Linked DNA regions of Mus musculus: region 2 is linked to region 1. A link is a loop called in an ENCODE intact Hi-C map of the cell type or tissue named here. Cell type or tissue: heart. All regions are shown on one strand. Links, peaks and the distances in the headings refer to the core of each region. The heading gives the core; the rest is flanking DNA. Region 1 overlaps Arhgap24 (Rho GTPase activating protein 24). Region 2 holds the start of Arhgap24 (Rho GTPase activating protein 24).

Region 1 (15,495 bases), core at 3,761-11,760:
GCCTGTGCATGTGTGTGTGTGTGTCTGTGCCTGTGACTATATTTATGTCTCTTGTGTCTGTGTGTCTGTCTGTGTTTGTGTGCATTTCTGTGAGTATGTGTCTTATTCTGTATGTGTGTTCATACCTGTGCATGTGTGTTTGTATGTCTGTATCTTTCTGTTTGAGTGTCTGTGCCTCTATCTCAGTGTGTTTGTGTGTGTGTGTGTGTGTGTGTGTATCTATGTCTCTGCGTCTCTGTGTATGTTGGTCCGTGTGTCTATGTGACTCTGTGTGTGTCAGTCTGTGTGTCTGTGTGTCTCTGTGTATGCCCATGTCTGTGTTTGTGCTTGGACAGGAGGGTTCCTGTAGAGGCCAAAAAAAAAAAAATGTCATTGGATCCCCTGGAACTGAAACTACAGATGGTTGTAAGCTAGTCAATGTGGGCCCTAGAAACCAAACTCCAGTCCTCTGCGAGAGCAAGTGCTCTTAGTCACTGAGCCATCTCTCCAGGCCTTGTCTGTGCTCCTTTAGGGACATGCATTCCTAACCAAGGCTCCCAGCATGTCTCCATCTACTTTGAAGGCCTATAGCTTTTGTTGTTTGTCTCTCTCAACAAGAATGCTAAGATCCAAAAGAACTGGGAAGAAGATTTATTCACCATTGTGTTCCTAGCCCAGCAAACTACCTAACAACACGCTGTTTAATAAGTACCTAGTATACAAAGGAAGGAAGAAAGACAGAGGGGAAAGAGGGAGACACAGAATAACATGTGGGAATGGTAAACACCCAATAAAATAGGGAATGGTAGATAACCAGAAGCCCTGAGTGCTATAGTAACCTGATAATTCATTTCAACCCTACATTTGAGCTGATTCGCTTCACGCATAGTTAGGATCAGGGATACACAGAGCCAGATACAGAGCTGCAGGCTGTGATTAGGAAGCCCAGGCAAGACGATGACAAGAGACTGGGGACCAGGGTAAGGACTTGTCTCACAAATAAAGGTCTGTAAAGCAGACCTTACACGCCAAGTTCCTGTCCTTACAAAAGTAGTATTTACTATCTGAATGAACATCTGGTAGAAGCAGTCTCCCCGAAAACATTTTGATAAACTCTCATTTTAGGGGTGTCTGGCACCATTAGGATGAACAGTTAGGAAAGATGCGGCTCTTCTAGGCAAGGCACCATTGCTAGGTCGGGGGGGGGGGGTGTGTGTGTGTGTGACTGCTGGCATTCAGTGTCACCCAAATGAGGAAAGTGATCTCTACCAATGTGTCCCAGAGCCTCCCTCCACCTCTGCGTCTAGCTTCTCAACTGACCTCCCAGAAAGCAGTCCTTGTTATTTCTAGTGCCCTGAGCCCCCACAACTGTTACTAACATCTCTCCTATCGTTTTCCCTCTGTAGATGTGTGAAGAATCAATTGTTGTGAAACCACTTAATGAAAAGAAATGAGATGGTTTATATTCCAGTGTTAAAATGTGAATTTCTTTTGCCAGGCTCCGTTTACTTCCTCTCTTGTGTGATGGAAGTCTATCCCTAAGCCACATATGAGTCTCAGGAAAATCTAGAATCCAGTGTTAAGTCCATCTGCCCTGCTTGGTCTGTTGTTTACCTGTTGGCTCCTAGCACATTGACTTGGTGCCTCCTATAACATGAATGGCTCCTTCTTCACTGCATGTCTGTTGGCAGTGACATTGCTTTCCTTGTTCAGGTCACAAAGCCTCAAGGGCACCATGGATGCTGCTGCTGAAACTACTGCTGGTGAGCCACCAACACATAGGAGCTGCAGGCAGCAACCTGACTCTGTGCTCTGTCCAGTGACCTGTGACTCAGTCATAAGATAGGAGCTAGATGCAGTGTTGCTCAGGATATTAATCATAGGTTAAAAAAACAAAAAACAAAAAAACGAATGTCCATCACTGGAAATTAATCGGAGATGCAAGGAGATGTTAATATAGCAACTGTGTGAATCCTACACCCTTTATGTATTCTGACTGCCATAGCATTTACAAATTCTTCCTCGTCTACAAGTTCCTTTATTTGAGAACATGGAAGAGGTCAGACTCTTGGTATCTGAGAACAGTGTAAAGAAATTATGCGGGGAAGGTCACTGGAAAGGGCTCATGATGAAAGAAAGAAGAATGACTCTAACACACTGCTTGGCTTCTGATTCATAAGAGACTGATGGCAGTGTGGATAACCTGTGTGTCAAGCTGGGCCGAGGCTTCAGAAACACGATATATTGCTGAAGCAAGAGGCAGAGCTACCCTTTGAGCAAAACGGATCTCAAGGAGTCCTTCACCAACTATTTATTGAAGAGTAGTTTCTAAGAGTTACCTGATAGAATCAAGTTTTATCTTTGGCTGCAAATAGTACAAATCGAGACGGAGTATAGAATCTTTGTCTGCACGTCTCATCAGGATTTAAACACGTCTCCCATGAGAAGAGTCGGATGGTCTACTTTTGGAAGGGCAACTTGCGTGAAACAGATTCCAAAGGTAATGCTCACTGTTTAATTTTTAATAAAAAAGAAAAACAGTGAAATAACTGCTTGGCATCTTTGACAACCGTCACATACGTGAATCCAGAACCCAAATACACAGCACAGACGGTAGAGGTCAAACACCTCAGAGTGGATAAGTGTCTGTAGTTTTACGTGTGGCTAAAATGTTTTGAAGGATGAATGTGTTACCTCTGCAACCTGGAACAGCTAAGATCTGGGAAACACAAAAGAATCAGTAACTATGATTGTTGGTCATCTTCCTTGGTTATTGATGCCCCCCCCCCGAAAGACCCAACAAGCAGCTGAAAGAGTCAGATGCAGATATTTGGACAGAAGCAGCTGACCCCTGTTGTTGAATTAGGAAAAGCAGAAAGAAGCTGAGGAGAAGGGCGATCCTGTAGGAGGACCAGTGGTTTCAATTAATCTGGACCCACGAGATCTCTCAAACTCTGGACCACCAAACAGACAGCACACAACAGCCGATATGAGGCCCCCAACAAGCATACAGTAAAGGACTTCCGGGTTTGTGTTCATTCAGAGATTATGTACCTAACCCTCAGGAGAATGGAGGCCCCATAAGAGATTATGTTCGTGAGTGTTTGAACAACTTATTATTGTTTTCATTTCTATCTTCTAGACATGGATGGCATTTGACAAAGGCAACCAAAAATTCTAAATCTGTGAGACTGGAATCAGTACAATATGCTCCTCATTTGTGTAATAGTTAGTTTTGTTCAATATTGCCTAAAAGAGGAAGAGCTGTGTTAGGTAGGAAGATTTTGTGGACAGAATACACATTCCCAAATTCATAGTTGAGCACTCTTCCACAGTTTCTACTTTCTTTTCATTTTGCTGGTTGTGGTAGAAGGCAGGCTACAGCCGTGCAGCCCACCGTGTTAGGAGTAGACTGCTGACACGCTGAGACTCCTGGTGCTTGCTCTTCTCTCCTGTGTGCCCTGTGAAAGACACAGCATCACGCTGTTTATTTCTATCACTTAATTCCCAACACCCCCAGCAGGTAGTTTTTTTAACACATGATGAAGTTAGCAGTCATTCTCAACCTTCCTATTGCTGCGACCCTCTACTACAGTTTCTCATGTTGCAGTGACCCCCCTCAACTATAAAGCTACCTTTGTGCTACTCCACAACTATAATTTAGCTACTGTTACGAATGATAAATATCTGTGTTTTCCAATGGTCTTAGGTGACCCCTGTGCAAGCTGCTGTAAGGACTTCCCAAAGATCACGACACCAGTAAGCAAGCAACTTGAGGCTTGAATCCAAACTATTATTATTTAAGTTGGCTTGTTTAAGTTGTAAAGAAATTAAATGAAAGGAAAATTAAAATAAAATCTCCTCTTATGAAAGAATTGCTGGTATCATCTGACAACTTCATAGAATGTTCCCCAACTGGAAATGGTTGGCTTGAGCAATTCTCAGTTTCACTGGGATGCAGGGGCCATGTGCTTGAAAAGAAACTGTGAGGAAAAAAACTGTGTGAGCCTGGTCTCCCTTGACTCCCGAAGGAGGCTGTCCTGATGTTCAGACTGAGGCAGACTACACTCACAGGTACACAGGTGCAGTAAGCTCAGGAGTTTTTTAATGTTCCACAAATAAATGCACAAAAAATGATGGAAACATTTAAGGGAAAAATCACTTTGAGAGCCTAACCAAAGGAAGCTACATCACACAGAACACAAGAGAAAGGAGACCCGTTATCCTCGAACAAGATACTGAACCAACTTCACACGCCACCTCTGTGGTTGAAGTGTCGCGGTGGTGGCTCAGGTTTCTCAATATCCACTCAAATCTGCTAAAATTAGTGTATTTTTGAAAAAGTATAGTTTGTTTACAAAGCCGTATATTGTCTTATAGAAATCTCAGAAAGGTTAAAACTAATTGTGAATTAACTTTCCTACTCATGTCAGAAAAGGTTTGGGTTTTGTGTTTTATCAACATTATTGAGATGTGTGCTGTGAGTATAACTTGCCCACTTAAGGAATGAAACTAAAAGACTTTTAGTACTTTCAGACAAGTACAGACATAACCAACACCAAGTTTAGGATACCCCCTCCATCCCCAAAAGCAAACATTGTTACCAACTAGCTGCCACTATCCACTTTGCCCAAGCCCCAAGCATCTACCCTTCTCTGAATAATTTTTCTCATTCTAAAGATTCTGTATAGGAGTCATAATGCTATAGGGGGTACTGGTGATTATCTTTGTTTATGTAACATAATGCTTTAAGAATCAATCATGCTACAGTATCAAATGTCTTCATTTTGGATGTATAATAGGAGATGTACTGACAAATGCTTTGTTTATTTATTCATCGCTACCCATGAACCCCAGATGGGGAAGATGTCTTCTGGGAGGTTTCCTCCCCTGACAGAGTCACCTGAGGGCAGCACAAGACCAGGCATGTCTCTTTAAAGAGCCCAATTCTTTCGTTTTCAATGCCCACCATCTACTTTAGTCCCAGGGTGAATGGATGCCCAGTCTCTATGCTATTAAGTTCTCCAAGATGAAAAGTAAGTTTGGAGACCACGACACACCTGGATTTCTGTTGACTGATTTTCTTAACGTGTCCTCTCCTGTGTCCAGCTTGGATCTGGGAGGACGGTTGGGCTTCTTCCCTGGCTCTGCTCTAGCCTGTCTTCCCCTCCTCCTACCTTGCTAGCATCTGTGGCCTTGAATAGTTTCACTCTTCTTATATATTTTTTTTTCCTCTGAAGTTTCTTTGCTGAGAGATCAGTGTGCTTTTAATTAAATAATGAACGAAGGACATCAAAATTCAGAGCACAGCCTGTCAGTAGGTGCTGCTTCTGTTACTGCCCACCCCTGTCCAGTGCTTCACTCTGCCCTCTGTCTATTCCTGTCTCCTCATTCTTACAGAAGCCGTGGCCTATCTCTCCTGAACTTTTCCACTTACTCTCTTGGAATGCACTTTCTACCAACATTCCAGGAAGGCCACCTTGAATGAATCTGAACTAAGTCTCTAGCTGCATATAACCTTCAATGCTGTCCCTTCACACTTAGCATGCACACCTACCTCCATGTTAAACTCCAGCATCCCACAGAGCCCACCCCTCCTCCTCTTGTTGTCCTCATTGGTGTCTCCCAGCCATACTGGCTTGTTTTGACTCCAAATGCTCCAAGATTTTTCAGAGAGAAGAATTTCATGACATGTCAATAATTATAATGCGCTGACATGTGTTTATTGTTGTTTGTTTTGTATTTTGATTTGTTTCCTGCATTTTCCTTATTACCTGTCTTAGTCAGGATTTCACTGCTGTAAACAGACACCATGACCGAGGCAAGTTTTATAAGGACAGCATTTAATTGGGGCTGGCTTACAGGTTCAGTCCATTATTATCATGGGGGAAGCAAGGCAGCATCCAGGCAGGCATGGTGTAGGCAGAACTGAATGTTCTAGATCTTGTTCTGAAGGCAAACAAGAGAAGACTGTCTCTCACGTGGTTAGGAGGAGGGTCTCATTGTCCATTCTGAGAGTGACACATTTCTTCCATACCTACTAATAGGGCCACTCCCTGGGCCAAGCATATTCAAACCACCACACTACCTGAGCCTCAACTTAAATACTTGCATTTTAAGAAAGCTTCCTCTGGACAGTAACAATCTCCAATCATCATTAGGCAGTTTGTCAAAATTCTAGTACAGAAGTTTGAATATTAAAGCTAATAACTTGTTTAATTGCTTTTACTCAATTTGTTCAAGCATGTTCCGTGTGGTGGCTTATATCTGATACTATATAAAAAGCCAGATATTGTTGGACACAGTAGCACATGTAGAGACAGACAGACCTATCTATAGCAGATCTATATGTGTTCAAGACCAGCCTGGTCTATACAGCAAGTTCCAGGCTATCCATCCAGGGACATAAACACATGTACACACACATCTATCTATCTATCTATCTATCTATCTATCTATCTATCTATCTATCTCTATATCTATCTCTCTATCTCTCTATCTCTCTATCTCTCTATCTCTCTATCTCTATACTATATCTATATCTATATCTATATCTATATCTATATCTATATCTATATCTATATACCCTCTCTCACAAGGGAAGGAGACCAATGTTCATTGCTCTCTTCCCTCTTCCCATCATGCAGGTGAAGGGCATGTACTAGATTCATCTTTGTAAAGACATTGCTTTCTAACATGAGCACATGCCTTCATTCTCTGTTCAGAGACTATCGTAATGCACAACTGTACTTTATGGATACTTATCAATACTCTACACTATCCCAGGAGTACAGATGCTATGAGAGTAAGACAGAAATAGTCATAGCCTCCTTTATGACACTTTTCTTTGCTTACTATATTCAAATTCTTTTAACTTTATGATGCTAGAAGAGCTGTTGTATTGTCTTTATTTTAAAAACAAATATTTAGGATACATAAGCTTGTTCTAGGTTGCCAGACATAAAGTTGCAAAGGCAGGGTGGCAGAGTTGGGTTGCAGAGTCAGGAACCACTCCACAAACCAGAGAAGCACAAGAAGGCTTTTCTCCCTTCAGCACTAGAGAGATGCATGTCTCCCTTATACAAGGGGGAAAAAAAAGATAACATAAGAAAAGAAAAGATTAAAAAAAGGAAAACAGGAAAACTATTGGGCTCACACCCACCCATGACAGTGAGGCAATTATAGTCACTATTTCTATTGTTTTTGTTAGGGAAAGCAGGGGATGGGGCTTAGAGAAAAATCTGAGTCTTACTGACTTGTAAGTAAAGATAGAGGATAAAAGCCAGGCATCACCTTTCATCCAGCCACTAAGTGTGAAGGTACACACTTAGAACCCCAACACTTAGCAGGAAATAAGAGAACAAGGAGCTCAAGGCCAGTCTATTCCATGTAGTGTGTTTAAAGCCAGCTCAGAATACATAGGCCCCTGTCTCAAGAAAATAAAACAAAAATTAGCCATCACTCTCACAATGTCTGTGTGTCTGTCTATCTGTCTGTCAGCCTGACTGTGTAGTTCATGTGGGGATATCAAACTGTGGGCCTTCCATGTTCTAAATGCTCCCTATTGACCCACCCCCAAAGCCAGGCCTTCATTTCATGTGAAAAGGCCCCTGAAAGTGCATGGTTAGGGTCATTATCAGTAAGATTGCATATGCTGTCTTAGGACAATGCCCTTTGGATGTTATGGGTCCAGGCTAGATCTATTCACATGGATGTGTGTGGTCTGGAAATGAGCAAGAACAGTAGATAGTAAATCAACTGCTGTGTGCCTGGTGGAGGGAAGAGAGGAGTGCTTCCCACTTGGATGTGGCCATTTTTTTTTTCTTTAGAGAGGAATTGTGGAAATCTGGCCAGCAGTTGAGAGAGTAACAGAATTTTGCTTCTCTGTCTAATGATATTTTGGTACATGGTTTTATAAAACTATAGTTCCCTTCTATCATCTAATGATGAAGGCAAAGACCAAAACCAAATGAAAAAAATCTTCTGCTCTGTATAACCAATAACCAGAGAAGGGTTATGGGAAAACGTGACAATGACCAAGAGCCTGTGGTTTTGTCTACCAAGGTTGAGGAGGAAGTGGAGAAGTCAATGGCTGGAATACATCCATCTGCCCTAAAAGATCCAGAACATTCGCCTGATTACCATACGACCTGAGGCATCTGGGAGGGAGACACCATCTGCTGCTCTTTGGCAGGACTTGGTCATCAGGGTGGAGAACGAGTCACTGTCCTCAACTCTCAGATATTGGGAGCTGCCCAAGCACATGCTTTCTACTGGAGGAGATAAATGTGTCTTGATCTGAGGCATTGTTGATGTCTCTGCTTTATCACACACCCTGGAAACTAGGAGAGAAAGAGAACGGGAAGTGTGGGAATAAGGACAAGAAATACTGACTCGTTTGGCACACAATTGATTCAGCTCAGTGGCAGAGTGGAGCAGGGAACCCGAATTAGCCAAATAACTGATTAATTGCTGTACATGTAAGCAAAGAGACTAAAACATATACATCTATGGATTTGGTGGGCACTTGGGTACATAGTGACCTAAGAATGGATACACATGCAAACTGAATTAATTTCTTAAATTCTGCAAGAGGCAACAAGGCATTAGGTAAGTTTTCATAATGACATTTGGGTAGATTCTTTAATTAATTTCAGCTTGTAGCAGTGGACACTGAGGTGGAATAAGAATGAGCGAGCTGCATTTCTGGGACCAGGCTTAGCCCTGCTCTGTGTGATCCTAGAGTGTGCAATGTTGTCTGGTCATGTCATCATTATAATGAGTTCTTTCAAGCCCTTTCCATGCCGCTTGCTGGATATCTATTTCTTGATCCTGGTACTAACCAGGTACAAGCCTGCTTTGCTCTGAACTCAGAAGAGATCAGTGCCTCTAGGGTGGTATACTGTAAACCATCTCATACAGTGCTTGGAGGGCAGAAATAGTGTTTTAATTTTGTTGTGTCTTCATCACTTATGAACAAATAGCCACCTTTGTGGCTTTTAAGCACGTTTCTTAAGCTTGTTAAAATATAGATAGTTATGGCAAAAAAAAATCTCTGAAATTCTTCATGGGACACCTAAATTAATAAAATGTTGTAAACCCCATGATTTAGATATTGCCTGAGACCATAGTCATGAGTAACTGCTGCTTATGTAGAGATCCAGTGCATGTTGGGGAATTCTGCACATCAATTAAAATGAGAGGTCCCTGAGCAATCATAAATGGTTTTAAAATCTAGGTTAATCAAGGAACAATTTGAAACAAAGGGCAGACAACAATGTAAATTGCAATATAAAGCCACCCAGGCTGAAAATACTACATCGTACCAGAACACATCTCTGCTAGTAAGAAATCTAATCATATTTGGCATTATACTTCAATCCCAGAGAGCCAAGTCACTAGCTTATGTGACTTAGAAAAGCTATTTGTTTGGCTTCAACTCTCATGCCCGCTGACTATATGAAATTTTTAGAATTCCAATTTTAATCTCAGTCATATCTTTACCTTGTCTGTGAATGGAATTGACAAAAGATAAGTCACATAAATAATAAAAATAATACTCCTAGAACCCAAATACAATAAGAATACATAGTTAGCTTATTAGTTGTTGAGTGACACTCTAATATTGTGAAAGAATGAGTTATTTGAAGCTGAATAGCTAATTGAGTGGCTGTTTTCACAACTCTTTGCCCCGGTTGTTAGGAGCAAACCCCATGATTGTTTGTGTCATTGACATACTTGACGAATGGAACATCAGAACAACGTGTAAGACAAGAGGTCTGCACGTGATGAATCCTAGTTACAGCGGTTCCAGGGTTCCCACTATCACTTAAAACTCTTCTCCCATTTAATGATGACCTCACCTTTCAGAGTACCTTTGTGGATGCACACCTCTATAAGCTTTAATTTAGATGTTTCTTTTTATTCATTATTTTGTTTATTTACATTTCAAATGTTGTCCACCTTCCCACTTTCCCTGCCACAACCCCCTTCTCCCATCCCCCTCCCCTTTACTTCTATGAGGGTGCTCCACCCACTCACCCACTCCTGCCTCACTGCTCTAGCACCTCCTTATGCTGGCTCCTGTCAGCAAGTGCTTCTTGCCATCATTAATAGTATCTGGGTTTGGTGTCTGCAGATGGGATGAATCCCCAGGTGGGGCAGTCTCTGGATGGCCTTTCCTTCAGTCTCTGATCCATTTTTTGTCCCTGCTTCTCCTTTAGACAGGAAAATTTCTGGGTTGATATTTTTGAGTAGTCCCATCCCTCAACTGGGATTTACCTATTTACTGGACATGGTTTCTACAGGTTCTTTCTTCCCTTTGTTGGGTACTTTGGCTTATGTCACCCCTGTTGGGTCCTGAGAACCTCTTGCTTTCCTGGTATCTGGGACTTTCTAGTGGCTACCCCAGTTCCTCATGCCCCACTGCTACATATTTTTGTTCAATTTCCTGACCCTCTGTACTTCTCTTTCATCTCTTCCCATACCTCATCTTGTTCCTTCCCCCCCCCTTCCTTCTCTTTCCCTCCTAGGTCCCTCCCTCCCTCTATGTCCCATGATTATTTTGCTACCCTTTCTAAGTAGGACTGAAGCATCCACACTGTGGTCTTCCTTCTTCTTAAGCTTCATATGGTCTGTGAATTGTATCATGGGTATTCTGAGCTGTGGGGCTAATATCCACTTATCAGTGAGTACATATCATGTGTGTTCTTTTGTGTCTGGGCTACCTCACTCAGGAAGATATTTTTCTTAATAAGTATAATAACCACCAGAAGAATTTGCCACCTGATACAGAATATCATATTTAAAGGTAACCATAAAGCAGCAGACAGGGAGTATTTTCCACCGTTAATTCCACACCATACTTAAATGTGGGTGTGAGTTTAAAATAAGGTACCATTTTGGTTAAAATAGCTGTCACGATCAACTAAAGTATCTCAGTGTCCAGTAAAGGGAGAAAAAGGAGAGAGGCTTAAAAATGTAAGTGTTTATTTGGTACCTGTTAGCATGCTACCTGATATGGAAACCATGAGAAGTGAATAAAACATAGCCGCTGTTGCCATGAATATCTGAATAACGATCTAGCTGGCCACAGAACACCAGTGTAAGTATAAAACATGCTGGGCTGTTCTCTGAAGCAGCATCCTGAAGGAGTAGTTTAGAAGGATATTTCCCATCAATTCCACAGCTTATCCCAATGCCCAGCCAGCTTCAAGGCTTGATGCTCTGATACTGACTTTCCCAAATGCAGATCCTTCCCTTGGAGACTGAGAATCTTAGAAAATCAACAAACCAACAAATGGACACAATTACATGCAAAGGACACATTGGCTTGCAAGCAAAACCTAGGGCAGTTTTGTGGGCTTGTTTTGTCTTCCTATTGTCTTGGAGATTTTCCAGGGTGGTTGAAAGGGTGCAGCTGGAGCAGTGATATAAGTGCTGTTGGGTTTGCACTGTGTATATTGCTCAAGTGGTCAAATGAGGGGATTAGCAACCAGGTGCCCAGTTTGCAGGAATAGACAGGCTCACCTAGAACACCCACTTTGTCAAAGAATTTTCCCTTCGTGATTCAGATCCTAATCTGTGTAATGCAGCCCCACACTCCCTATCTTCTATGCTTCAGATTCAGCCATCCATCCTGTAGACCCACTAATCAGTTCCTGAGCCATCCAGACATCCTGTAGACCCACTAATCAGTTCCTGAGCCATCCAGCCATCCTTTAGGCCCACTAATCAGTTCCTGAGCCATCCATCCTCTAGACCCACTAATCAGTTCCTGAGCCATCCATCCTCTAGACCCACTAATCAGTTCCTGAGCCATCCAGCCATCCTCTAGGCCCACTAATCAGTTCCTGAGCCATCCATCCTGTAGACCCACTAATCAGTTCCTGAGCCATCCATCCTCTAGACCCACGAATCAGTTCCCAAGCCATCCACACATCCTATAGACTCACTAATCAGTTCATGTGTCATCCATCCTATAGACCTACTGATCAGTTCTGAGCCATCCAGCCATCCTGTAGATCTACTAATAAATTCCTGAGACATCCAGCCATCCTGTAGACCCACTAATCAGTTCTCAAACCATCCTGTAGATCCATTAATCAATTCCTGAACCATTCAATTTCAAGAGCTGCATTTTTTCTTGTGATATTTGTTTTGACTGTTTTTCTTCATCCCTTATAAAACTTTATTTTTAAAAACTATCCATCTTGTGCCCTAACTTCTATCTGAACTGTAGAGTAGGTAAGCTATTCTCTGTTAGGAAGTGACCTGGTTTGGGACAGCACTCAGGTTGTTGGTCTGTTTCTTTGAAAATACAGAAATGATAGTCTTCACAAACCTTGTTTCCATCTGATCAGATCAAGGTTGCGCATCTTTGCCAGTGGGTACAAATGGCCATGTCACAGCTGCGGCTTCCCCTCACTTAAATCCACCCTGCTCAGCATTAGAAACTGTCCTTCTGCTTTCAATGACATGCCTGAAGCAACAAGCAAATCCACCTCTGATGTAAGCATTTTAACTTTGCTAGGTCTCACCACGAGTTTGAGTTTCACTTTGATCTCAAATCATGACACTATTAAATTTTTTCCAAGGACAATGGATCTAATGCACATCTCCTAAGAGAAAAATAAAATGTCTGAGAGGCAGTCTCAGCAACTACTTTTTGTACCGGGACTGAGAAAAGCAAAGCATTGAGGACACATCAAACAAAAAAGAAAAACAGAACCCGCTATGTCATGACCTTACAGTAGCCCAGGATTGAGCCATACTCAAAGCTGGAGTTTAGTTTAAAACAGAATCATTTTTAGTGGTTTTTAAAAAATCATCAGAATACAACAGTCTATAGAAACAGTGCTTGAAGGAGTAGAGAGGATGTTTGTTAAAGGAATGGTGTTGTAATATGTTGTGAGGTACTCAAAGGTAGGAACAATAAACTAGGTATCCTTACTAAGATAACTGGACTCACCGAGATGCTCCATTTCTTTGGATGCCTGGGTTGTGAGAATGTGGAACACAGTACAGAATGCACGTCAACACTGCCCTCTACAGGTCTCAGAAGCAGTTACTTGCCTTAGCCTCTAAATGGCTGGATTTAAAGGCATGCTTGCATGAAAAGACTCAAACTGATGAGTGTTTTAGCTGTTAGGTACCCCGGGCCATCTCTATATCTCTGCACTAAGACAGCAGTTACACAAATCCTCGATGCTTCTAGGAACATATGATGTTGAGAGTTCTTAAAAGAATTTTATCTTGTGGTCCACTAGGAATGAAGACATGCTTTGCTGGAGTGACAGTGACAGAGAAGCTATGGGATATGTGAGGTCTGCCTGGATGCTCTAACATAGATAGCAGCAGTGTGGCTCTGATGTTTTCCTGTTATAGAGAAAATATAGTAAGATTGCTGGCCCCATAATAAAATCTAGAGAGTAGAAGGATATGCCATCCAGCCTAGAAGAGTAGCCAAATATTAGGGCTTCTTAGATGGAAGATGGGTGTTTTTATAAATTGTGGGTGTCTGTGACAAGCAATAAGAAATGAAGGATCATATAATTTAAGGTAGGAAAACTTCAAAAATGACTGGCTTGAAAAGAAAAGTTTCTGGAGAAAGAAACTTGTTTGACCTCACAAGTGTGAGAGAAAAAGGCCAAAGCCTCCCAGTGCACACAGCAAAACCTAAATGGGGTCAAGGTCAGAACTGCACAATGGTGTGGAACTTGTTGGTACTCAAACTTGCTTAATCATGAAGAGGAAAGAGCAGCTGTGTAAACACTGTGTTAGTGTTTGCTGGTATTTGGCCGTAATCTGAGGAGCAAGGCCTCAGATGTATGTTGTTTGTGTGAACACGTGGGCTATGGAGAAACAGAGATGTCAACTCCTACCTACATTAGGATACTGGATATAAGTGGTACTGAGGAGAGTAGGGGGAGATGGCTCAGTCCCTAATGTGATTGTCACACAACCGTGTGGACCTGAGTTTGGATCCCACTACCTATGCTTAAAAAGCCAGGTGTGGAGGCACAGGACATGAACTCCAGTGTGGAAGGAGGGCTGTGTGGGTAGATGGGGGTAGGTAGAGGTAAGAGGGTTATGGGACTCAGGAGCTCATTGCCTACCCAGTCTAGGCAATCAGTGATCTCCAGGTTCAGTGATACACTCTGTCTCAAAAGTTAAGCTGAGGAAGACATACTGTTGATCTCTGACCTCCCTCTATGTACCTCTATGTGTGTCCACCATCAAGGACACTTATATACACTTACATTCACCACACACAATGCACACAGAGTAGTAGACTGTATTAGAGAGGCAGTTACAGAAGGAGGAAGTCCTTCTGAAGTGCTCAGTGAAGTTACCACCAAGTCTCAGGAGAAGACAGCCACTCGCCAACAGCTCCCTGGTGGTAGGAGATGTCTTGGTTTCTTTCCTCTATGTAGTCACCTGACTGTCTTAGTCAACAGGGTGTGGTATGGTAACCGACAGCACTGCAGACATCATAGCCCTCTGACCACAGACAGATACTGAAGATCTCTTAGTAGTAGCCAACGCTTCTTGAATGAGGAATGACACATAAATGAAATGCCATTCCTATAGCCAAACAGATGTAGCATCAGTTAAGAATCAAATAGTAAGAAAAAAAGATTTAATGTGCGGCTTCAGATTATGTTCTAAATGTGGATTTTGAGGAGGTTTCTTTAATTCTTGTTCTGTGGACAACTTCAGTTCAAGTTGGCATTAAAAATGTTAGTCATTGCTTGGAACTCAACAAAGTTTGTGTATGCCCAGTGTCATATGTGCCATAAATTTATGTCCTTCTGTGAGCCGCATTTACTTACTTCTAAGGGAAAATCAAGGGTTTGCAGGCTGGAAGCCATCTGTCCACTGCACATCTGTGAGCTGTAACTAAGGGCTCAGGAGATGGATCTGTGGGTGGATAAACTGCTTGCTGCACAAATGTGAAGACAGGAGCTCAGATTCCCAGAACCCAAGGAAACTGGATGTCATCGCACATGTCTGTAATCCCACTGCCTCTTCAGTGAGATGGAAGGCAGGGACAGGAGAATCCTATCCCGGGAAGCTCACAGGCTTCATGTATGCCACAGTAAACAAGACCATAGAAAGGAAGGTAAGGATTTATAACAGAGGCTACCCTCTAACTTCTACACGTGTGCCATAGAATGCCCATATACCCCCCACATGAACATATCCATTCTATAAGCACATCTCATGTGTATGTGTAATAAAATGGTAAAAATGCTTTAAAGGAAAATTACTACTAATGGTGGTGGCAGTCATGGAATAGAGATACTAAATGTTCTAGGTACTTTTCTGTCAATGTTATCAAATATGGTGACAAAAAGCACCTTGGGGGAGAAGGACTTTGTTTTAGTTTATAGCTCCACATGTATGGAGTCCATCATGGTTTGGGAGACATAGCAACAGGCAAGAAAAGCATAGTGACAGGCACAGGGAACTGGGTGATTGCAATTCATCCACATACAGGAAGGAGCAAGGGCA
Region 2 (15,495 bases), core at 4,373-12,372, 210 kb before region 1:
ATACAGTTCACCCATCCATCACCTCTGGAATCAGACCACGTTTTCTGCCTCCTGTGGATCTCATTGTTCTGAATACCAACGGCACAGCATCTGTCTTTGCAACACTTGAGTATGTTAAAAAGGAAGGAAAAGGAAACCCCTTACAAATGAAGATCAAAGTCTGTGCCATGGACATGATGTCTGATTTTATTCAGTAGGGTAGCTAAACCATGGGTCTATTTGTTAAGTGTGCACTGAAAGATTTGCCATGTCAAAGGCTGAGTAAAGTCATGTGAGAACTAAGTCATGAACAGTTGGCCATTTTTCATGCTGGGCCAGTAGAGTCTATGGGACAATGGAAAGATCACAAGGTCTCACAGGTACGAGATAGTAGGTTCCACCACACAAGATGTGTGCCTGACAGACTTAGGTTAGACTATCTGTGCCCTGGTTCCCATGCAGGTCCTGGGCTGGCCAGACAGGTGTGCATTTACCTGGGGACCAGCCATCATTGAGAGAGACTCTGAGTGTGACAATATGTGTTGTACTGTCATCCTTCTTCTCTTTAGAACCTCTCCTTCATCGGCTCTGTTTCTCCACATTAGGCAATTCTTTCAAGAACTGAGCCAGGATCTTTCTCTGGATTTCAATTACCCTCGATTATCCCCGAGTCTTGAGCTTATTTATCCTAATATTTCTGCTACCCCGAGGCACAGCCTCTGGAACCCAGTTTCTGGTGCTTTATTTATTGTTTTTCTTATACCAGTCTTATCCTAAGGCAATTGAACATCTTCCATTAGAGACACAAAGGAGAGGAAAAACATTTTAAGGGTGGTATCCTGTATAAGTTTAACTTTCTCCCTCATTAGTATTTGGGGCCTCATCACTCCATAGCTGTAGAAATACATTTACTCTTTCAATGAAAGTAATCAAGAATGTGTTGCTGCTGTTAAATGTGTCTCCCGGGGTGATTGTGTTTATCTTCAGGGCACTGTAGACTGAAGGAATACTGTTCTCTTCCAGGCCCACTGTAGACTTTGTTTCCTGTTGGCTCTTGAATGACCATGACAATATGCCACTTCTGTGGTTTTGGCCTCCATCCTCTGTCACTGAAATTAGTAGATAGCTTCTACTTTCTCTTTTTCTCTTTCTTGCTCTCTTTCTTTCTTTCATCCTTTCCTCCTTCCTTTCTTTTCATTTTTAAAGAAAACATGAGAAATAGGTAAGGGAAGCCTATTTTTCAGGCCCCATTCTCAGCTGTTTGGCCTCAGCGAATCACATGTGCTGTGGTTCTAATAAATGACTCACCCCTGGAATTATACTCCTGGGTCTTAAGTTGGAAGTTATGTTCCCACATCCTGCTGGGAACATAAAAGACTATAATGAGCTTCATCACCATTTAGGAAAGAATTAGAGCCAGGTTTTATAGGGAGAGCCATCCTGGGCATTTTATCCTGGAGTCGGCAGTATTTCAACACGAAAGCAGTTTGTGTGAGAGGCAACTGCCATCTCTAGAAACCCTCCCTTCTCTGTGTTAAATGGAGGTTATTGTTGGAGTAATGAACAAAACAGGGCTGAGCAATGAGAAAAGATAAAATGAAACTAGATGAACTCCAAGGATAGGATAGGAAATTCAGTTAGTGATTTGTTTAGAAAGCCACTTAAACAAAACGTTGCATATAAGTTACTAATGTGTGTAAATTAGGAACTTCCTTGAAAACTAGGGCTTGTGATGGCTAGTTTTAATTGTCAAGTTGAAATAATCTAGAATCACCCATGGAGAAAGTTTCAATGAGGGAAATTGCATAGGTCAGATTGTTCCATGGGCATGTCTGTGGGAGATTATTTTAGTTGGTAATTGAGGTGGGAAGAATTGCCCACTATTGGTAGCACCATTCCCTATGCAGGGATTCTGAACTGCAGAAGAGGGGACAAAATGAAGTCAACACAGGCAGGTACTGCTCTTTGTTTCTGAATATGGGTGAATATGGTCAGTTTCCTCCAACTCCAGCCACTGTGACTTCTCTGCTATAACAGACTGGAACCTAGAACATGAGCTAAATCCTTTTCTCCCCTAAATTGATCTTGTCAGGGGATATTGTCATAGCATCATGAAGCACAACTAAGATGAGAAGGTGAATTTTGATTTCTTCAATTAGATAGAAGTGATCCCTGACTGAAGTTATAAGTTTCCTAAGAAACTTCATTCTGACTCTGTTCTTTATGTTTGAAATTTACCTTTTAGCACTTGCAACAAATGTTTATATTGACTGTGTTGATCACTTTGGTCTTTCCATAATCAATGAAAATCTGCTTTTGTAACACCATACAATGGGAACTCACATCTTCAGATGAGCAAAATGAACACTTTCTATGAGTCAACATGGGAGGCACTATGGGAAATGTCCTGTGGGTTATTATAAGGATGATAGGAAGTCTCTGTTAAAATATGTTCCATATGTCAATTCATGAGCAGTTGTAAGCTTCAAGTTGAAAGCAATCTTACCTGGTAACATTATGACTCTAGTAATTCTGAGCAGCTGAAAAGACACCTATGCTGTTAGCGGAACATGGGCCTGAGCACTTGGGGAGAAAGTCTTTGGCAGGGAGAATACCAAGTAATAAAAACCAAGAAAGAATACAATATGCATGGACGACTTAAGTGGAATATATATATGTGCATACATGTTTAGCCCTACATTCCTCAACAGTAGAGGTATGTTCTGAGAAATATGTCATTATGTCATTTCCTGTAGAGCATCTTAGATGGGTTTACAATAAACTACATAGTTTAGCACATTATATAACCAGGGTATGTGGCGTATGTCAACTACATATATGGGTGTATCTATGGTCTGCCTTTGATCAAAACATTGTTATGTGGGACAACAATAAAGTAAAAAAAAAAAAGACTATTCAAGAAACTTTTGCCAAAAATGAAGGACAAATGCCTACAGTTGATACCTAGTATTTCAAAGAAAGAGGTTTTGCTTGCTGGGAGCCATTTCTAGGATGTAACTCTGCACTGATGACATTTTTGAAGGGCTCATGTTCGTTCCTTCTTGGTATCACCCTTTACCTTTTTGTGAAGCACTTTCAAAGACTGATATTTGCAGTTTCAAGGTTTCATAACATTCATAGAAACATACAGATTCTATTGTACACAGAAGCGATATGTGAACACTTCTATTTGAAATTATCTCCTTGTTCCAAAGGGTTGCAAATGCTTGCCACTCATGAATATATTACAAAACTCTTGACCCTACATATTTGTAATATGTAAACAGTGTATGCATTATTCATACCACAGCTCTTGGCTGCTGTGACATGGAGTTGGCAGCAGCAGGAGTGTAGTTAAAACCCACTTGGAACATAAAAATATTGAAGGTTTCTAACAAAAGACTGGTTGGTAAAAAACAGTAATTACTGGAGTTTAATGACATAATTTGTTCAGTGTCACTATAGCAATTTTAAAAAGAGAGGCAGCGAAAGGTCCAAACCCTTCCTTTCTGTACTGCAAGAGTCAAGGTTAGAATAAGGGTGTAGCATAGCTTGTTTATTAGCATTGTTAAAAATAATGATCGAGTTAATTAAAATTGAATTATGGTGGAACCATCTAGACAGACTAATGGCAGCCATTTTAATGAGTTCCATTAATGGTAGCAATAATGATTAAGCTATTTTGAAACAGGCTCAAGAGTTTTCTTCTTTATAAGAACTCCCTTATGCACATTTCTTTCGTGCCCCTGTTGGAGAATTCCTAGTAAGATGATATTTTAACTGTAGAAATTGCTGTGACCCTGACAGCTCCACAGTGAATTCTGTAATGAATATGCTGATCATGTTTATTGGAGGAGAGCAGTTATGATCACAGATCCTGTGTCCCACCCCCACTGGCATTCCTCTCCCTTCAAACATAATGCCAGCTCAAAGAAAAGGTGGCTTATAAGACAGAAGCCCCAAAGTCCTTCCTCAATTTTTGGAAATAGCCTATCCCTGTGTAATATAGATTGGCCCCCAGATCCACCTTGTCATAGCCTCCAAAGTACTGGAAAGAGAACTATTCTTATGTAATGAGTTATTATTTAAGTTGGTCCTGATGTCTGCAGTCATTACAAAGCTGGTGTTCGCAGACTGAGTTTACATTTAAGAACCTGTTGTCAGTGGAGGATCCATTAGATAGCAAATAAAAACATGATTGAGCAAAGGCAGTAATATTGCCCCAGTAAAATACACAGGCAAAAAAGATTTTTACTGGTAATGAGTTTATCTATACATATTATTTACAACTGTGTATTTTAGAACTGTAACCAGTAATTACAAAGTCAACATGGACACAATAGTTCAATCAATTATACTTATATGACTAGCTTTGGATTTTCAGCCTATTGAGTTTATTAAGCAAAACCATCTAAATTCGGTATTTTACAGAGGGACTTGTGTAGCTAGAACAAGAAGTTGCCTAGTATATCCAGGGCCTCAGGGTTTATTCACAGTACCTTGGGGTAAGGGGAGGGAGAAGGAGGAAAGACATTGGACATAGACAGGCATGTTAATTTTGACATCAACTATTTGTTGATAGAATTAAAAATCAAATTTACTATAATCTTCTTTCCTTACATTTAAATACTTGTACAAAATTGTGGTTCCAAAATTTCCAAACCAGCCGGGCAGTGGTGGTACACGCCTTTAATCCCAGCACTTGGGAGACAGAGGCAGGCAGATTTCTGAGTTTGAGGCCAGCCTGGTCTACAAAGTGAGTTCAAGGACAGCCAGAGCTACACAGAGAAACCCTGTCTTGAAAGCCCCCCCCCAAAAAAAACTAAAAAAAAAATTCCAAACCAATATGATTCATTCATGCAAAATTTATCATTTAAGTAAGCATTTGTTGTTTTGCTTTACTTTTACAAATTCATATTAAGAGTAATAAGTTATTTTGTGCATGGTAGGGAACTTAATATTAAAATTCTGTCTTATGAGATTTATTTATAAAACCGAATATAACTGACTTTTTTTTTTTTTTTTTTTTTTTTTTGGAGTTTTCATCCTAAGCGAAAAAGGAGGCAGGAATTCCTGCAATTTCTAAGTTCAATTTATTGTTGTTTTGTGTGTATGGATGTTTTGCTTGCATGCATGTATGTGCACCACTTGTATGCCTGGTACTAAAGGCCAGAAGAGGGTGACTCAGGATCCCCTGGAACTGGAACTGCAAAGGGTTATGAACCATCACACAGATACCAAGAATCAAAGGCAGGTCCTCTGCAAGAGCAGCCAGTTCTCTCCATCATCAGCCGTGTCTCCATCCCCACAGAAAACTTCTGGCTAACCTTAAAGCCTACTTACATTTCTCTAGACTTTGTTATTTTGTTTTGTTTTAAAAATGGAAAACATAAAACCTAAATGTATGTAATTTTAGAATTTCAAAATCAGTTTCATAGCATAGCTGGAGGGTCACTGATGGTTTGTTGCTATGTTGTGTTTCCTATTGTAATAGGGCCCAGAAATAGGACCCGTTGACCCAGAAAAAATATTTTAATGTTTACAAACTGATTGTGAAAATTTTAATATAGTCGTTATATCTCTCTCATAATTTATAAACGCTTAGTGTTTTCCTAGAAGTGTAAAGTTCAGAAATATGATTTCTTTATAATGTATATTAAGAAAAATGTGAATGGGATCATCTAAAATTAATTATTTATTGTCATTGTGGCTGTAGGCATACATTTTTTGCATCCTTCTTTTAGTAAGGGTTCAGCCTCTCCTCTAGTCCACCACCCAGCAGAGGTAGTGGAAGAGAAAAGTTACTAGGGTGTGGGGGAAGTGGACTTGTTCAGCAATAGTTCTTTGGGGGCGAGCTTGATTTTCTTTGGCAGGAGTTCAGTCCCCTAGCAAACCCCAAAACCAATTCAGCCACTACAGTCCAGTCCTTTCAGTAAGCAAACATCTAGGCAGCTGTATAGGTCAATCCTGAAGAAGCTGCCAGGCTTGCCAATCAGCCCAAGGTAAGGCCAAAGAAGCAGCCAGCTGCTGCGGGCACTTCAAGAGCAGTTCCTGGGCGCATTTCTCTCGACGGGCAAGTTATCACAAGTTGAGCTCAACCATGCTATATAAGATGAACCAATCCATCTGTGCATCTAGCAGAGAATAGTGAGGCAGAACAAACCAAACCAAGGCTCAGTGCTCGTCTCCTACTGTCTGTGGGGTCATATTTATACTCCCTCATCAATGGTCCTTTCACGTGTCTGTTATATCCAAACAGCCTTTCCCCTGTGTCTGCTTCAGGAAAAGTCTTTCATTTGTTTGTTTATCAAGGCAGCCTTTCACCTGTGTGCCCCAGCAAAGCATTATTTGATATAACTAATTTTCCAAAGAACTAGAAGTTTCCACTTCAGGGTCTATGCATTGAAGTTTAAAGAACACATGAAACAAATGTAGAACATGACAAAATATCTTTATACTTATATTAAAGGAAGGCCCAAATTTATGCAGGGTAGAGTAAGCCTTCTGTTAGCCTGTAAAGATGATTCCCGGGACTTCAGTGCCCAGAGCGTAGCCAAGAACAAGTATTTGCCTTACCAGTCATCTGTGCATTACCTTAGAGGAACAGGGAAAGCTTTACTTTAAACCTTTACATTGTCCATTTTAGTGCCTGAATGTAAATTTTGTCAAGGGACAGATGGCACCGGGACTGACTTCACACTGCAGACAGTCTTGGAGTTCAGAGGTGACGCCTGACTTTTGACTGTATATAGGGAATCAGTCATGTGTATAACTTCTAGCTACTTCTTGAATTTTCCTCTTCTTTCAGTATCCTTTTTTATATTTTTTGATATTAATTGATATTAATATCAAAATATTTGATATTAATTCCTGTGGAACACTTGATAATTGAGTATTTATGACAGTTAGAAATTTAGTCAGGGGTCTAGACAGAGTTTACATTAGTTAACGATGTTTGAAGGCTTAAATAACAGACTTTAGGCTTGGCTCTGCATAACCAATAGGATCAACGGAAATCACAATTCTTTTTCTATTCTTCCTAAGGCTTTTAGAATATCATCCCCTGGCTTTGGGAGCTGTTGATATTTTCCCAACACAGATTTTAGTTCTGCTGTTCATTCTCCAATCTGGTGCGTTTATTTCACCCCATATGAAACTTTAAGAGACCATTGGACCCCACTTTTCTACTGATGTTGTTACAGTGGTGAACGCTGCCTAAGTCCCACCCTAGGTAAGGAATGGTTTGCTAAAGACCTAGCTTAAATTATTTTGCTGGATTCTCTGGTTTTGGCATTGCTTTCTTCATAAACTTGGAAATTTTTCCCCCACAAAGTTGTTGCCAGAGAACACTGGGGTGACGTCATCTCAGTTATATTGAAAGTGTCCTTCTTGGCTGTTCGTCAGTGTCTCAGCCGAAGTCCTGAGGCTTGGGTTTCCATTCCTGTGGACTATTCTCCATCACTGTCAACCATGTGCCTCTCTTCTCAGTATCTCCTTGAAGTGAACACACAAAGACAGCAGCCTGTCTTTGAGGATCTGTAGGGCAGGCTGCTCAGTGTTTAGAACTTCTCCCATCTGTCCCCTCAGTGTGAATCCCAGTTATCAATGCACTCCTCAGCTTAGCCTTTCCACTCTGCAAAATAAGTATTTTTAAACATAAGCTTTGGGAAAAAAAAAAAGCAAGAGCCCCGTGGTTCTATCTTCGTTCTTGGCTCAGTAGCCCATATTTTGAGTCTCCTACTTTGATTATTGTCTTGTTGAAATACTCCTGGGAAATCTAGGAGGTAATTTAAAAAATATACTAACATTTACATTATTTTTTATTGACTTTCCAGAATATTTATTACAGTGGTTTTTCCAATATTGAGGAAATAATGACCTCCGTTCTAGTCTTTAAGCAGCCACTCTTGGATTATCTTTTCTGTGTTTTTCTTTTTAAAACAAGCTTATTAATTTGATTTATTATTATTATCATTATTTTAGTTCCACTGCAAGGAGTTAGTTTTAAGATTTGAAATGTAATAATCAGTTTTTAAGGGCTAATTTTTCAAGTTCCTGAATTATCCAAACCACTACTGTTCCACTTACTGATATTTCTGGCTGGTCTTTGACCAATTCATTGTTCATTAGCCCCGCTAACAGAGGAAATGGAAAACAGTCACCTTTGCTATTTGTTCAGAGCTTGAATAGGAGTTTGGATAGGGTAGGCCATTCACAATAGTACCTTCAATAAGGTTTAACCTTGGTCTGGGTGTGCACACTATGTCCCTCTTCATAAGAGAGTAATAGTTGTTAAGTACTTGGGTAACTCTAGTGATATAGGAAAGGGATATTCTGCTGTCCTTTGTATAAGAAGACATTGCCCCTGTCACATTAGTGAAAGCAATCTAGAACTGGCCTCGGAGAGCCTTAGCCTAAGAGGTATCTCGACCTTTAGCGGCTTACATGAGAAAGGACAAAACAATGCACTGTCCTTTCTTTTGCAAAATGTAAATAATAACCATAGTCTTTTCCACAGGTTTGCTACAAAAAAAAAAAAAAAGAAAAGAAAACTTCATTATGGGAAGGCAGTTTTACAATTACAAGAGCTGTTTCCATCATTTTATTATTTCCTTTACTTACGTATTTGAATGAGTTACACTGGTCCATTTACAATTTTTATTTAGCTCCCCTTAAAAAGCACTTTGTTTAATTGATAGTTATGTCTGTAGTTTATAACAGTCAGTCAAGTTGCCCCTTGACAGTTTTCTTAGGTTTATAGGACTTAAAGCAATGACTTTGGCCCCAAGTCTCATTCATAGCTGAGGCTGAGGAACCAACACTGGGTCAAGTATTCAACCCGTTCTAGCCAGCATCTCTTCTCACTTACTTTCAGATTATCCAATGGATAAAGCAGACAATACAAAGGGACGAGAAACAAAGACTGGAAGCCGAAAGCATATTCGTTGTTTACGAAGCTTAAAATATGATAAAAAGAGGCAGCCTAAGGGTTGCCTGGACAGCGTTCAGGCATTAGAGTATGCTCAAGCGAAACAGCATTGAATATCCTCAGTCTTGAACTCACTGCTGAGCCCATCAAAGGAAAGACACATGTCTGGGAATCTGTTTGACTCTATGGGTGTGTATGTATGTGCATGGTGTGTGTACATGTATGTGGGTGTGTTTAGGTAATCCAGGAACTTGAAAAATTAGCTCCTAAAACCTGAGTATTGCATTTCAGATCTTAAAACTAACACCTTGCAGGGAAACAAAAAATAAATTCAACCAAATTAATAAGCTTGTTTTAAAACGAAAAACACAGAAAGGATAATCCAAGGGTGGCTGCTTAAAGACTAGAATGGGGGTCATTATGTATGTGTGTGTGCATGCATTTCTTTCTGTGTGTGTGTGCGCACGTGCGCGCACAAGTGTGCATGTTTATTTACATATTCCTTTGTTCATTGGTAAGTGCAGAATAGAGACTATGTAAAGCTAAGATAGGAATAAAGTCTGTTTTAGAGACTTTGTGATTGAATCAATACAGAGAAACTCTAGAATAACAAGTTATTTAGAAACAAACCACAAGTATAAAGCAGAACTGTCAGGGAAACCAACTAAAAGGAGCCCGCTGATCCCGGGAGGGAGGGAGGGAGGGAGGGAGGGAGGGAGGGAGGGCTTCTTTAACAGAATCTGGTGACTCTCTGAAACTAGGTTTCTTTATTTGTTACATGAGTGCTATTATTACACCCATGTGTACATGTATGACACATGTGTGTGCTTTGGAGACATCCCAGGCTTTGGATGCCCCAGAGCTGGAATCACAGGTGGTAGTGAGCTGCTGGGCGTGGCTGCTGCAAGGCAGACTCTCGTCCTCTGGAAGAGCGGCAAGGGTTCCTAACTGCTGAGCCATCTTTCCAGTTCTGAATCTAGGATTAAGAAGCATCAAAGGCAACGGTTTTATTTATTTATTTATTTATTTATTTATTTATTTATTTATTTATATGCGTACACCGAAGCTGTTCTCAGACACACCAGAAGAGGGCATCAAACCCCATTACTGATGGTTGTGATCCACCAAGTAGTTGCTGGGAATTGAACTTAGGACCTCTGGAAGAGCAGTGGGTGTTCTTAACCACTGAGTCATCTCTCCAGCCCTTAACTGGAATTGGGAATTGGAAATAGCACTGGAGTAGAGGCAGAAAAGACCCTTCTCCGTTTAAAACATCACCCAGACCACTATACAAGCTAGGCATTTACTACAGAGTTTTTTAAAAAATTAGACAATACAACCATATTTACATGTAAATGTGGAAGTCATGGGCATCTTTTATTCTTTCTTTTCTGAAACTCCATATCTTCTAAATTCCAAGGATTGAACTAACTCTTCATTAGATTAAGTGTAGATATACATTTCATTGTGGATTTCTTGTCCTGCTTACTCTGGTGGTATGGGAGGGTAGAATATGACTTGTTCTGACACCAGAGTTATATCAGTTCCTAAGTGTGTGCCAGTGGCTGACACTGGGCCACTTTCAGGTTCCAAATGGTAATGAACTCTTTTCTTTAAGCCATTGGCTATAGCCGATCAGACTGATGTTCAATATGAATGATATCCAATCTAACTGATATTCAATGTGATTAATATCCAATCTGACTGATGTCAAGTGTGATTAATTGATAGCAGACCCGACTGATAGCTGATCTTAGATGGAGTAGCTGAGCAGGAAGGATTCTGCAGATCTTCCTCCTGTGCTCTTTTTGCTCCTTGTCTTCATTAATATATTTCTACCAGAGATGTAGTTGGATTGCTTCTGCCCATTGAGCCAATGGTACCCCTGACTCATGTGACAATGTTGTCTAACAAGAGGGTGTGGGCACAACCTCTCTCAGTGTCTTTCCACTGTTAGGTCCAAAGGAAACTCCAATTTTCCAAACTCCAAGAGGCAGTTTGTACATCCAGAAGTGAGTGCAACCTGGGCTGACTATGGGTGGATTTTAGATAAAAGCCAGTCTTCCTCAGGAACTTGTGAAGCCTGAGTTTCCCTCTACCAAAAGGAGTCACTTCCCTCCACACTAGCACAAGGAACAGATGGCTACCTGTAGTGACTATTAGCATATCAAAGCTCAGGCCGGCTGCCAGGATCCCTTGGTATACCAAGGACCTGTTAGACATTTCAAAGTCCATGCTGGCATCCTAGCCCTTCATAAGTACTTGCCACAAACCCAAAACTCACTCCAGCTCACAGGCTTCCTCCCTGGAAGCCACTCACTCTCCTTATAGCCCTGCTATTCTCTCTTCCTGTTTCTCCCCGTTCTCCCTCCCTCCCTCCTCTCCCCCTCCCTCTCCTCCTCCCCTCCCCTCCCCCTCCTCCTCCCCTCCCCTCCTTTGCTCTCACTGTGCTCTGCTCCTATTCCCCTACATTTTCTCTCCCCTGCTGTTCTCCCCTCTCTCACAGGTAGCTCTGCCCATGTCCCGTCTGCTGGTCATGTTCAGTCTACTTTTTGTCTCTCTCTGTTCTGGACTCTTCTAGTTGCCTCTGGCTATTCTCCCTCATATCTACAATAAAAACCTTCCCCTTCACCACCCCATGGGGCAGTCACATTGTCAGTTATACACTAGTGTACTTGGCTAAGACTGGACTGTGTTAGATGGAACTTCCTATGGGAAATAAAACAAACAAACAAACAAACAAAAGCAAAAGCAGGCTCTGAAAAACAGCCCCGTTTTAAAGGCGGGCCTCAGTCTTGGTTCTCTGTGCATGTAGCACCCACACAAATTCTGCTCTGTTGCCAAGAGTCAGTAGGAAATGCAAGGAGTTTGGCAAGTCTTGACTGTTCTGTTTTGTTACTGTGTGTTTTGCCCTCTTAGGAATTTATGTTTTCCCCAATGAAAACATAATTAAAGAGCCTAGTCTCTGATATTAATGAACAATTGGGTGGCAGGACAATGACTAACTCTATGCTAAGGGTTTCAAGGAATCTGGTAAGGAATCTAATGAGAAGGCATTTTTATTTTAAATGAGGAAATCCCATTAAATTACATTTTCATTCCATACTTGTTTAATAGTAACTAGTCATATGTGAAAACACTGGACCCATGGAGTTTACAAATGTCTATCCTGTCCCCCTTCACTGAATTCCTAATGCAGCCTGGCCTAACAGGAGCACTGTCCAGGGGGACTTTCTGGTTGGGTGATGTTTCTGTCCTTGACACCCAGACAAGTTGTTCAGATGCGAGGCCGTTATCTTCTTTCCTTTGTCTTCTTCCTAATTGTTTTCTAGTCTCTGGAGAACTTCTGGTCCTGAAGGTGTTCCATGTCTTCCACGGATGGACTGTGTGCCCCAAGGCCTACCTGCCTTCCATAGCTGGCTTTCTTTTCCTAGACGCTCCAGTAGGTGCCTAGGACTCTGGATTCCTAAAAGTTTGTTTGTCCCTCTGAATTAGTTCTAGGGTTTGCAGAGTTATGCTTCACCCTCAGGATTAAAGTTAACTTGACACCATTACTTCAAATGACCCTTTGGCCACACCCTCTGCAGACTCCCCAGAGCTGAAGGAGAGACATCACTTCTCAGAAGCCACCACCTCTGGTGAGAATCAAATGTCTGCCCGCTGGTTCCAGGATTTATCTCTTCTTTAAAGTTGTTACTGGGCACAGGAAAGCAGCGTCCCAAACATACTTAATCCTCTCCGGGGGTGAGTGGTGCAATCAGAATCCAGGAAGCAGCAAGTGTTACATTCCCTAGTCACAGATTTTTATGTCAATCCCAGCAGGCTTCAGTGCAGCACCAGCGTTGTTAGTTATACACTAGTGTACTTGGCTGTAGAAGGGTCTGTGGTCCTTCTTAGCAGATGGAACTCTTCCTTTACCTCATCTGCCGTCTCCATGACAACCCTCCCCTTTCTCTTTCTGTGTTCTCTCTAGCCTAAGAACCCCATACATCACACTGGCTGGTGAGATGGTGTCAAGTGGAAACGATGGAGACAGAGGTGTGAAGGCCAAAGGCCTTGGACACAAGGATGGGATGTATCTTAATCTCTCAGCCTGGGATCTGCCGGGCAGCCTCCCTGAGTTTAATTTGTGTCACCTTGGGTCTGAATTGCTGTGGTAACATTTGTTATAACCAGAAAGTAGGCTCCCAACCTAATAGCAGTCTTGCCTTTTTGAAATGTCACAGTCTTGAATCATACCTACTGACACTTGTCTTCCAGGGGCTCTCAGGGCATGGAATGTGTGCAGATTTCATTTTGGTTAATCTCATTGTTTTGCAGTTCTCATTTAGAACTGCCCACAGGCTGTCACTTGACAGTGTTAACAGTCCGCCATTACAACATGCAAGGCCTTGTGAGCCGCTGAAGGTCATCTATCCCACCAATTAGAAACACAGGCCACATGGCTTCTGGCTAGGGGTTCTACACACATTTTAAAGGATCAGGCAAAAGAGCTTATTCCCCCCCCCCCCGAACTTAATTTCATTCATTAAAGGGCTGAGGTGTCTCCTGCCAGAAAAATCAATTTTCTAGTGGGACCTCGGCCTGGGATGGAGCAGACTCATCCCTACCCCCGCCCCGGAAACCTGACGGCAACAAAAGCAAAATACCTATTCGTGCCCATCCAGGCTTGTATGCTCGTCAGCCTGAGCATGTGCCTGGACATCCCAAAGGACAAAATCCAAAACACCAGGCTTTAGGAAACCTAAGAGTGCCAAACACCTAGAACAGTAAGCGCTCAGTGGGTGGGAGTGGGGAGGGCTGGGGGCTGGGGGCTGGGGGCTGGGGCAGTCTATATCAGGAATATATTTGCCACCTTGCTCTGAGAACTCTAAAAGCATGTCAAGACGGTTTATTACACTTAACATCTCTCGAAATGCCTGACTAGAGCACACTCATCTAAATACGTTTTTAGGAATAAAGCTTAAGCTGGAGAAATAAGATTTGGCAGAGATGGTGGCAGGGCGCGCATAACCAGTGTGTGAGGCTTGCTGAAGGAACACAAGAGTGGGGGCTTTGGGTTCCTTACATTCTCTCACCCATAGCCACAGATCTGTGAGCAGCATGCCCTCATGCTGCATTTGGGCTGAAATGAACGCAGCCAACTGCAGAGGGCCCAGGCAGTGGTGTCTGATGGGGCGCCCGCCCAGCATTGCTCTGGAGGTGAGGCTGGCGTGCAGGGCGGGGCTCCCGCCACCCCACCAGTGCTGCTTGGGTCCTCTGAAGCCGCCAGCTGCCAACTGAAACCCGAAACCCGGCTGCGTCTGCGGGCTGGCCCCACTCAGTTGTTCCAGCCTCTTGTACTGTATATTTACACATTCACACACAATCACTCTTTCTAACTTCTTGACTCTTTGCGCAACTGCTAGGATTTCTCAAGTGCATGTGGCAATTCAGCCCGGGTGAGAGAAAGCCGGTGGGACTCGGAAGGGAATCACGGGGCCGCGGGGCCGCCCAGGCTGCAGAGGGGACAGAACTAGAGCGAGACAGCGACTGCTGGGGGAGTCCCCCCCAACTTTCCATGCAGCTGTGGCTCTGGGGCTGCCCGGGCTTCCTCTGAGAGCAGCACGCAGGCCTGGCGAATGGGGTTCTGCGCTCGCCCTGGGAAGTAAAGGGCACCCTGCCGACTGGAACTCATCTTTAGGCCAGTCCTAGGAGCCTGGACATCGGAGCAGCCGCCAGCCATCCCTTGTAGGTCCGGCATCCCTGGCAGGGTAGGTGATTTGATTGCTGCTGTGGAGCTGGGGCTTGGGGGGAGGGGGGGAGAAACCACCCGGAGGGTGGGTGGATAGCAGCTTCAGGCTATAGGGAGGTAACTGCTGTGAGCCAGGAGCAACGCTGGGACCATACTGGTTCAGTGTGTGTGTGTGTGTGTGTGTGTGTGTGTGTGTGTGCGCGTGCGCGCGCGCGCGAGAGCACTCGCTTGCGTGTAAAACACAACAAGCAGGCATCTTGTGTTTCTGACTTACAAAACAAATGCAACTGATACAGTCTCTACTCCCGCCGTCTACCTTCTCCTTTCATCTGCTGATGTTTTAGCTAGTTTCAGAGTTGCCTAGACAACTGGCGTGTGGAGGTAGATTTCAGTATATATTGTGTTACTATTGTACCGGAAAGTGGTAATCTTCGGTGGATTTTAAGACACACAGATGGGTTTAGACTTCTTGAAGGAGTAGTATTTTGAGGAGGTATCCACCTACTTTAAAAGAGAAGCAGGCAGTACATTCTTATTAAAGATAACTTTAGCAGTATTTCTTGTGAAAGTCCTCAAAGAGAGATTATTAGGCGGAATGCCTTTGAGATGCTAGGCTGTCTAATATGGGCTAGTGACCCAGCTCCTGGCTCCACTGTAATCTGTTCCAACTCATCTGAGTAAGTCTCTCCCTAGTGTGTTTGTTTTTGTCCCTTTACTCACCATATTACAGATTAGTCCCGTTTAGCTTCCAAAACATCACTGTTTCATCCCATTCTTCAAAAAGGAAATGAGAAAGTCAGGTGAGGTGCCTGAAATATACAAAGTGTAAAAGCTTTGCTTACTCATAAGTATA

Evidence for each region. Hi-C counts contacts between places; a loop is a spot of excess contacts. Peaks named below come from ENCODE experiments on the same cell type or tissue, not always from the same donor. Only the 100,000 strongest peaks of a DNase experiment are listed, where the experiment ranks them.
Region 2: it touches region 1 in a loop (2.1-fold over the local background); 2 of 42 quality-filtered maps call a loop at or near these places.

Annotation. Positions count from the first base shown.
Region 1 is chr5:102,679,667-102,695,161 of GRCm38, forward strand. All of the region lies in intron 3 of Arhgap24 (Rho GTPase activating protein 24), which reads left to right. Among named protein-coding and RNA genes, the nearest start is that of Gm30396, 56 kb to the left of the region's middle. In heart, for the core only: no CTCF peak of the experiment used is centred there; a DNase peak (open chromatin) is centred at 8,205.
Region 2 is chr5:102,467,202-102,482,696 of GRCm38, forward strand. It overlaps Arhgap24 (Rho GTPase activating protein 24), which reads left to right and starts at 14,190. Exons shown (of 10, transcript NM_029270.2): 1 at 14,190-14,661. In heart, for the core only: no CTCF peak of the experiment used is centred there; no DNase peak of the experiment used is centred there.